Linked DNA regions of Homo sapiens: region 2 is linked to region 1. A link is an interaction called in ENCODE POLR2A ChIA-PET data of the cell type or tissue named here. Cell type or tissue: CD4-positive, alpha-beta T cell. All regions are shown on one strand. Links, peaks and the distances in the headings refer to the core of each region. The heading gives the core; the rest is flanking DNA.

Region 1 (4,387 bases), core at 66-4,065:
AAGTCTAACTAATATGTTAAAAGAGAATGAAAAATAGAATTATACAAAATGCTCAATTAAAACCAGGAGGGGCCAGGAGCAGTGGCACATGCCTGTAATCCCAGCATTGGGAGGCTGAGGCGGGAGGATGACTTGAGGCCAGGAGTTCGAGACCAGCCCAGGCATGTTTACAGTTTTGATGAAAAAGGTAATATCAATTTATACTACCATCAGCAACGTATTAATACACTGCATACTCACAAGCACTAGGTATTATAATATTTAAATATGTTTGCTAATTTAGCAGCACAAAATTTTTCCCTTTATTGATTTGTACTTTTCTTCTCTCTTTTTTTTTTTTTTTTGAGAAAGGGTCTCGCTCTGTTGCCCAGGCTGCTGGAGTGCAGTGGCATGATCTTGGCTCACTGCAACCTCCACCTACTGGCTCAAGTGATCTTCCTATCTCAGCCTCCCAAGTAGCTAGGACCACAGATGTGTACTACCATGCCTGGCTAATTTTTCTATTTTTTTGCAGATATGAGGTTTCGCCATGTTGCTCAGACTAGTCTTGAATTCCTGAACTCAAGCAATCTGCCCACCTTGGCTTCTCAAAATGCTGGGATTACAGGCATAAGCCACTGCATCTGGCCTGTATTTTTCTTTAACTATGAATAAAAACAAACTTATCATATATTTACTTGCTTTGTTTTTACTAAATTTCAGTTTATAATCTTTTCTCATTAATCTAAAAAAAGAAGGTTTTTATTTAACTAATAATAAACTATTTGTTTATTGTTTCTATTTGCTACAAATATTTTCCACACTCTATTGGTTTTCTTTTCATTTTAGTACATCCGTGACATGTAGGAAATTTAGGGGCCAGGCGCAGTGGCTCATGCCTGTAATCCCAGCACTTTGGGAGGCTGGGGTGGGCAGATCACCTGAGGTCAGGAGTTTGAGACCACCCTGGCCAACATGGTGAAACCCTGTCTCTACTAAAAATACAAAAATTAGCCAGGCATGGTGGCACGCGCCTATAGACCCAGCTACTAGGGAGGCTGAGGCAGAAGAACAGCTTGAACCTGGGAGGTGGAGGTTGCAGTGAGCTGAGATCATGCCACTGCACTCCAGCCTGGGCAACAGAGGGAGACTCTGTCTCAAAAAAAAAAAAAAGGGCCGGGCATGGTGGCTCACGCCTGTAATCCCAGCACTTTGGGAGGCTGAGGCGGGAGGATCACAAGGTCATGAGATTGAGACCATCCTGGCTAACACGGTGAAACCCTGTCTCTACTAAAAAATACAAAAAAATTAGCTGGACATGGTGGCAGGTGCTTGTAGTCCCAGCTACTCAGGAGGCTGAGGCAGGAGAATGGCGTGAACCCAGGAGGCAGAGCTTGCAGTGAGCCGAGATCGCACCACTGCACTCCAACCTGGGCGACAGAGCGAGACTCTCTCTCAAAAAAAAAAAAAAAAAAAAAGAAAGAAAGAGAAAATTTAATGTTTACTCAGTACTCAGTCAAATCTGACAATTTTCTTTTGTGATTTCTTCTATTATTTCTAAACTTACATGATTTTACCCCGTTCAGTGGTTTGAAAATTATATTTTCTTTGTATTTTTCTACGATTCAATGATTTATATTTAGCTTATTAATCTCACAAAATTTTGTTTATAATAATAACAGTTAACATTGACTGTTTACTATATGACAGGTGCTATTCTAGGCCCTTTACATATTAGACTCAGTTAATCCTTACAACAACCCTATATATGGATTAGGTATTATTAGTATCCCAGGGTATGTGTGCTATATATCAAGGAAGTATAACTGATACACTAAAAGAGGAAAGAAAATAGAATCATATAAAATGCTCAATTAAAACCAGAAAGAGGCTAGGTGCAGTGGCTCACACCTGTAATCCCTGCACTTTGGGAGCCCAAGGTTTAAGGATTGCTTGAGCCCAGGAGTTTGAGACCAACCCGAGAAACATAGTGAGATCCTGTCTCTACAAAAAAATAAATAGACTAGTTCAACCATTGTGGAAGTCAGTGTGGCGACTCCTCAGGGATCTAGAACTAGAAATACCATTTGACCCAGCCATCCCATTACTGGGTATATACCCAAAGGACTATAAATCATGCTGCTATAAAGACACATGCACACGTATGTTTATTGCGGCATTATTCACAATAGCAAAGACTTGGAACCAACCCAAATGTCCAACAATGATAGACTGGATTAAGAAAATGTGGCACATATACACCATGGAATACTACGCAGCCATAAAAAATGATGAGTTCATGTCCTCTGTAGGGACATGGATGAAATTGGAAATCATCATTCTCAGTAAACTATCGCAAGAACAAAAAACCAAACACCGCATATTCTCACTTATAGGTGGGAATTGAACAATGAGAACACATGGACACAGGAAGGGGAACATCACACTCTGGGGACTGTTGTGGGGTGGGGGGGGGGGAGGGATAGCATTGGGAGATACATCTAATGCTAGATAACGAGTTAGTGTGTGCAGCGCACCAGCATGGCACATGTATACACATGTAACTAAACTGCACATTGTGCACATGTACCCTAAAACTTAAAGTATAATAAAAATAAATAAATAAATAAATACAAACAAAAAAAATAAAAAAATAAAAAATTAGTCCAGTGTGGTGGCACATGCCTGTAGTTCCAGCTACTTGGGAGGCCGAGAAAGGAGGATTGCTTGAGCCCAAGAGGTCAAGGCTGCAGTAAGCCATGATTGCACCACTGCACTCCAGCCTGAAAGAGTGAGAGAGATCCTATCCCATACATACACACCACATACATACATAAATATTGTCCCAATTCCAGAGATGAGGAAACTAAGGGCTAGTGTGATTAAGTAATTCAGCCAAATCACACAGGTAGTAGAACCGGCAGTACCTGAATATTGAGCAACACAGTTTAATTTGATAGCCTGTGCTTTTAACCACTACATTATACTGATACTCAAATTATCTCAATGCCATTTTTATTCAATAATTCTTTCTTTAGCCATTGTTATGTAATGCCTCTTTTCACTACTGAAACCCTTTTTTTTTTTTTTTGAGACGGACTTTCGCTCTGTCGCCCAGGCTGGAGTGCACCGGTGCGATCTCGGCTCACTGCAAGCTCCACCTCCTGGGTTCACGCCATTCTCCTGCCTCAGCCTCCTGAGTGGCTGGGACCACAGGCGCCCACCACCACGCCCAGCTAATTTTTTGTATTTTTAGTAGAGATGGGGTTTCACCACATTGGCCAGGCTGGTCTCGAACTCCTGACCTCAGGTGATCCACCCGCCTCGGCCTCCCAAAGTGCTGGGATTACAGGCGTGAGCCACCACGCCCAGCCCGGAAACTCTTTTTACAATGTCTCATCTTGGACTATTTAGTTTGCTATATTAATTTGTCTTCAAGTAATAATACATGGTTTTAAATACTGTATCATAAAATATATTTTAATATTTGAAAGTTTTAGGATATGTTTCAGTATAATCCTAAAAGGACATCAAGTACTTGAGGAAAAATGCAGTCTTAAGATATCCTTACCATACACTGGTGTCTTCCCCGGCAGGATGACGATAATAAGCTGTAGGCCAGAATATGTGTTCTTGAGATGCCGGAACATGGGCTCTACGCTGTCTGCCCCCTGTGCATATTTGCAGAAGCATGGCTGGCCCTGGATGGGCATCCCTGCATCCTTAGAAATCTTACGCAGCTGGTCTGTGAAACCCCTGGAAGGAGAAACCACTAAATATAAAACCTTTGTCTAGTCATGAATTCCTACAAAGTAGTAATGGGAAGTTTGGGAAGGGAATGGAAGGATGAAGCAAAGATTTGTGTGCTTCATATATGAGAGGTCACCAGACTACTGATGTTAAGCGTAATGGTCTGTCAGTAATCCATTTTGCAAATGAAGAACATTCTATACAGTTATACGGCATTCTGTAGTTTACAAGGAGCATTACTAATAGTATATGCTGGTTAAGAGCTCAGCTCTAGAGTTAGTATGGAGAGTTCCATTCCCAGTTCTGCTACATACTACTATGAAATTTTAGGCACTTACTTCAGTTTTCCTCATCTGTAAAAGGATTGCTTCAACTATAGGGTTGGTGTGAAGATTAAATGAGATCATATATGTAAAGCACTTAGCACACCATCCAGGACCATGGTAAAAACTTGATACATTTTAGCTATTGTTTATTTTCTAATTTGATCTCACAAGATTCATAAGAAAGAGGCACGGCAGGTATTATTCCTGTTTTACAGATCAGAAAATAGTTTCATAGACATTACATATTTGGCCAAAGTTCAAATGATTAGACAAATGGTAGAGCCAGAATTTCTATAGTATTACCTATCTCACACTAGGATAGCAGGAAAGAT
Region 2 (4,387 bases), core at 274-4,273, 95 kb before region 1:
CCTTCCGGATCCATGGAAGTCCCACAGGCTCATCCAATTCATTACATCCGTCCTCCTTCTTCTCCTAGACCCTGCCGCCCCCAGGCCTAGCCCAAAGCCTGCGCACTGTCCTTGACACTGCTTCTTCCTAGGCCCCTCGCCCAAACTCTGCCTAGTTCGCCTCCTCACTCCCCTCACACTGGGCCCTCCCTTTCCTTCCCCCTCACTGTGCACCTCATGGGACCATGCCAGGGTATTCCCGCAGCCTCCTCGGTGGCCTGCCTCTATCTTCCTCCACACAGCTTCGGGAGGCTCTTTCCAAAGCACACATCTGACCACGTGACTGCCCTGCTCCAGAGCCTTCCGTGACTCCCCATTTCCGAGGGACGAGGTCTGGCCTGCTCCCGCCTGCCTCTGTGACCCCGGCTCAATGCCCTAAAGCCTGAATGTGCGGGTCACGACTGGCCCCTGTGAGTCCTCCGGGCTCAGCCTACCGAGGTCACGTCTGCAGGCAGCCTTCTGGGGACTCCTCACTGGGGGCCACCAGCCCGAGCTGCCCCTTCCCTGCAGGACCACGCCTGGCCGTCCTTCTCAGCAGCCGCGTCCGTCCCCACAGGCAGGTGGCCCCTCGAGGGCAGGGGCTGCGCGGACTCCCCGGCGGCCGAGCCGCGGGTCAGGTGGACGGGGAGGGATGGGGGCGGGCCGCCCGGGAGCGCGTGTGTGGAGGGGGCTCGGCGTGGGTGTCGGGGAGGGAGGCAGCCGTCCGAGTCCGCGCTGGGCGCGCTGGGCCGGGCGGGGCGCGGGCCTTGGCCGTGGCTGTGGAAAGAGGAGGGCGGAGGCCCCGCCCCGACGCGCCCCTCCTGCCGCCCGCCCACTCCGGCAGCCGCGAGGGGCGGCCGGCAGAGCGACGCGGAACCCCGCCGGCGCGGACCCCGGACCCCAACGCCGCCCGCCCAGCCGCGGACGCCCCTGCCCGGAGCCCTCGCCGCCCGGGCCGCCCTCGAGGGCCGGGAGCGGCGCCCGGCGGCCGCGCCCGCAGGTAAAGGCCAGGAGGCGGGCACCGGGGCTCGGGCTGGGGGGCTCCGAGGGCAAGACCTGGGCTGGGCTTCCCCCAACACCATGCGGGATAGCAGGGCCGGCGCCTCGGACTCCGGGGTGGGGACGCGGTGGGGGACTCGGGCCAGGGGGTCGCCTTAGAATGGGGGAGCCCATCCCGTTCCCTGTGCCCCGTTCCCTCCCCGGCAGGATCCCAGTAAAGCCCCCTCCTCCCTTCCTCTCCCAGAAGCGAGGGCTCCAGCATAAGACAGTGCCGGGTGCAACCCCCGACGATGTGGCTCTGGGCGCGTCACCACCTCCCGATCTCCCGTCCCACCTGTAAAGTGGGGATAAAAAAGCCGCCTTCACAGGGTAGTGGAGGAGAGAGGAGGGAGTGAGGGGCCTTAGCATCCCCCCGCTCTCACTCCTGCCCCCATCTCTCTGCCATTGCTGATTTGCTGGAGACCTTCCAGTTATAAGGTTTTTCTGCCTTAGCCCCCAGGTTCCTCCTATTCTAGGTGCCCTGTCAGTCCCCTCGCCCCAAACTGAAGACAAGTTCCCAGGAATGTTCCTGTCAGGGGCTCAGCATCCCCCCAGCTCCAGACTGAGACTTGCAGGGGGTGAGGGGCCGCTGCCTGGCCAAGAGGGACTGGGGTCCCAGGGCCCCAGAACAACCTCCCAGTGTCTCTGCCCTGGGTCTGGAGCCACCCTAGCCCCGGAAATCCTCCAGGTAGAGAAATGCTATTCAGCCAGAGGGCCCAGGAACGCTATTGCCACGGGGAAAACTTTGCTGGTTGTATGTGTGCACGCACGTGTGTGTGCCTGTGTGAGACCATGCTGGGTTCCTGACACAGACGTGCGGCTGACCTCCTTAGGGGTGCCGGAGCAACCAGAAATCATCCCTCCTGTCTGCTATCAGTACCTCTTGCTCAGGCTGGCAGCAGGGGCTCATCCACTCCTCTTAGCAGAGTCCCCTTGGCAAGGACAGCCTCCCAGCAGCTGTACTGGGCATTTGAAAAATCTGGGGGCCGTGGAGCTGGATGGCTGGAGGGTCAGGCAGCCTGGGGTTCCTCTCTGGGGACTGAGCTAAGATCGACTGATCCTTACTGCCCCAAGCAGAGGGGGCCGCAGGGCAGGAGTTGGTGATCTCTGGAGAGACACCATGGTTGGTGGTCTCCATCAGGGCACAGGTGCTGTCACTGGCTTCCCAGTGGACTGGTGAACACCTACAAACCCTTGGACACACAATGACCCTAGATGATAATGAGGAGAAACCACAGACATGCTCACCCAGCCACACACAGCCTTGCACCCTTCTGAGAGCCATGCACAGTCACACACCGACCCAAACATTCATTAGATTCATGCGGACACCCTCCTCTAATGAAACATACACCACCACAAGACACAGGCGGACACATGCACACACACCCAAACTCCTACAGACACATGGCAGGCCCCACGTGGCCCAGCCAGACATACTCAGACAGGACGGCACACACACACATACGCTCACACCCAGACACACTCACCAGGGTCTCTTTCTCTGGTTTCACTTCGTCTACCACAGTGAAAATGAGAATTTCCGCTCTTTGGCTCAGAGGAAGGGGAAAGAAAATATGGAAGTGAATGTGTCTGTTAGCAAGAGGGAGGAGAAAGATACTAAGCAGGGCTGTCAGCCTGAGCCCCTGTACTCCACTACCTTCTCTGCTCCTGCCTGAGCCGGAACAAAGGACGCACAGCCCCAGCTTCCTTGCCCTGCTGGCCCCCCAGCCCGCTCCAGAACTCTCAGTGGCAGGGATGGGGCACCTCTTACAGGGAAGTGGGGTCTCAGATGCGCTGGTCCCATCCGTGGCAGGAGGAAATTATAGTGTCGGGTCGGAGGAACGAGAGAGACACAGCGGCCTCTCCTCTGGGGTGTGGCTGTGGTCTCACGGTGCCCTACTAGGTACCCGAGGAGGGGCACCATGCAAGCCAAAGTGCAGATCAGGGAAGGTGGCACCTAAGAGGTAATCTGGCCAGGGCTTTCGAAGATGATAATTTTGACAGGTGCAGGGGGTGGAAAGGGTGAATGGGAGGGTGTTCCTGGCTGAGGGCACAGCTCGTGCAGAGGTGTGGAGGGGGAAGCTTCAGGGTTCTCTCAGGGACAGTGAGTAATGGGAGTAATGGGCACTGTTGGATCACACTGGGGAGTGGGAGGGACTCATGACTTTGAGGTCAGATTTCTAAGGGCCCTGTCTAGAGAAAGGGTGTGAGCTGCGAATGATATAATCTGGGAATCACTCTGGCTGCTCTGGGGAACAAGGATGAAGGGGGGATCTTCGAGGCAAGGGAGATCACAGAGGAGGCTGGGCAGAGTTTAAGGAGAAAGGTGACGGGGGATGAAGTGGGCGGTTGCCATGGGGATGAGAGGAAGAAGTAGATGGAAAGGAGTAAGCCGGTTGGCGATGGGGCCAGAAGCCTTGCACTGGATGGCTGTGGCCTGTCCCCAGAGAAGGCAGGTGCAGGGGAGATGTGGGTTTGGCGCTGGGGTCTGATAAGTTGAGATGACTGGGAGCTGGAGGCTGAGTGTAGCCTTGAAGCCTGGGTGGGTTTGCGAGGCCATATGTGGACACACATGTGCCCAAGTACCAGTCATGGAAGTCTGACTCCCAGAAAGAGAATTCCAGGCCCACTTTGTTCTGAGGGCATTTCCAGAGTGGGTGGAGTGTGGACAGCAGATCTTGAGTAAGGCAGCATGTGCTGTGTGGAGATGAGCTGGCATTGGGAGTCAGACAGATCTAGGACTTCCCAGCTCTGTGCCTCAGTTTCCCCATCTCTAAAATGGGAATGCTGTACTGGTCTCCAGAGTTGTTTTGCCTGCAGAGAGGTGAGGAGTAGTTCCAGGTCACACATGCAATGGGGGCACAGCACCTAGATCTTCCGATCAGTGTCCATTCCGCCTCTCTGGTTGGACCCTGGGAGTGGACTGGGGAGGACCTGGCCGTGCTTCTATTCAGATTCTTGGAAAGTTCTGAATTGGAGGCTGACTATCCCCATGCAGCCTGGATGGGCTGGGATTCCTGGCTTTTGAAGGGGAAGAAGAGGTCACATGTGGGGGTGGCGGAGGGCTAGTGCCTCATGGGGAGAGCCAGGTGGCACTGCTGGCCCAGCTCATGGATGGGGTTATGGAGACTCAGAGGGGAACTCACCTGAGGTCACACGGCAGCCAGAGGCAGAATCGAAACAGAGGCCAGGATCCCAGGCCCAGGTGCCCTTCCTCACAAAGGCTGCCCTCCCTCAAAGGACATGGAGCAGAGGGAACCTTACTGGGTTTTGTGATTTCTTTCTTTCTTTTTTTTTTAATTTTTTTTGAGACAGAGTCTGGCTCTTG

The links. Peaks named below come from ENCODE experiments on the same cell type or tissue, not always from the same donor. Only the 100,000 strongest peaks of a DNase experiment are listed, where the experiment ranks them.
Region 2: POLR2A ChIA-PET joins it to region 1 with 5 read pairs; 4 of 35 experiments call an interaction of 5 or more read pairs at or near these places.

What each region holds. Positions count from the first base shown.
Region 1 is chr1:36,026,462-36,030,848 of GRCh38, reverse strand. AGO3 (argonaute RISC catalytic component 3) reads right to left here. Exons shown (of 19, transcript NM_024852.4): 12 at 3,551-3,735. Among named protein-coding and RNA genes, the nearest start is that of TEKT2, 55 kb to the left of the region's middle. In CD4-positive, alpha-beta T cell, for the core only: no CTCF peak of the experiment used is centred there; no DNase peak of the experiment used is centred there.
Region 2 is chr1:36,121,688-36,126,074 of GRCh38, reverse strand. COL8A2 (collagen type VIII alpha 2 chain) reads left to right here and starts at 853. Exons shown (of 4, transcript NM_005202.4): 1 at 853-1,018. RefSeq lists a silencer at 3,341-3,541. In CD4-positive, alpha-beta T cell, for the core only: no CTCF peak of the experiment used is centred there; a DNase peak (open chromatin) is centred at 2,504; H3K27me3 peaks cover 1,640 bases.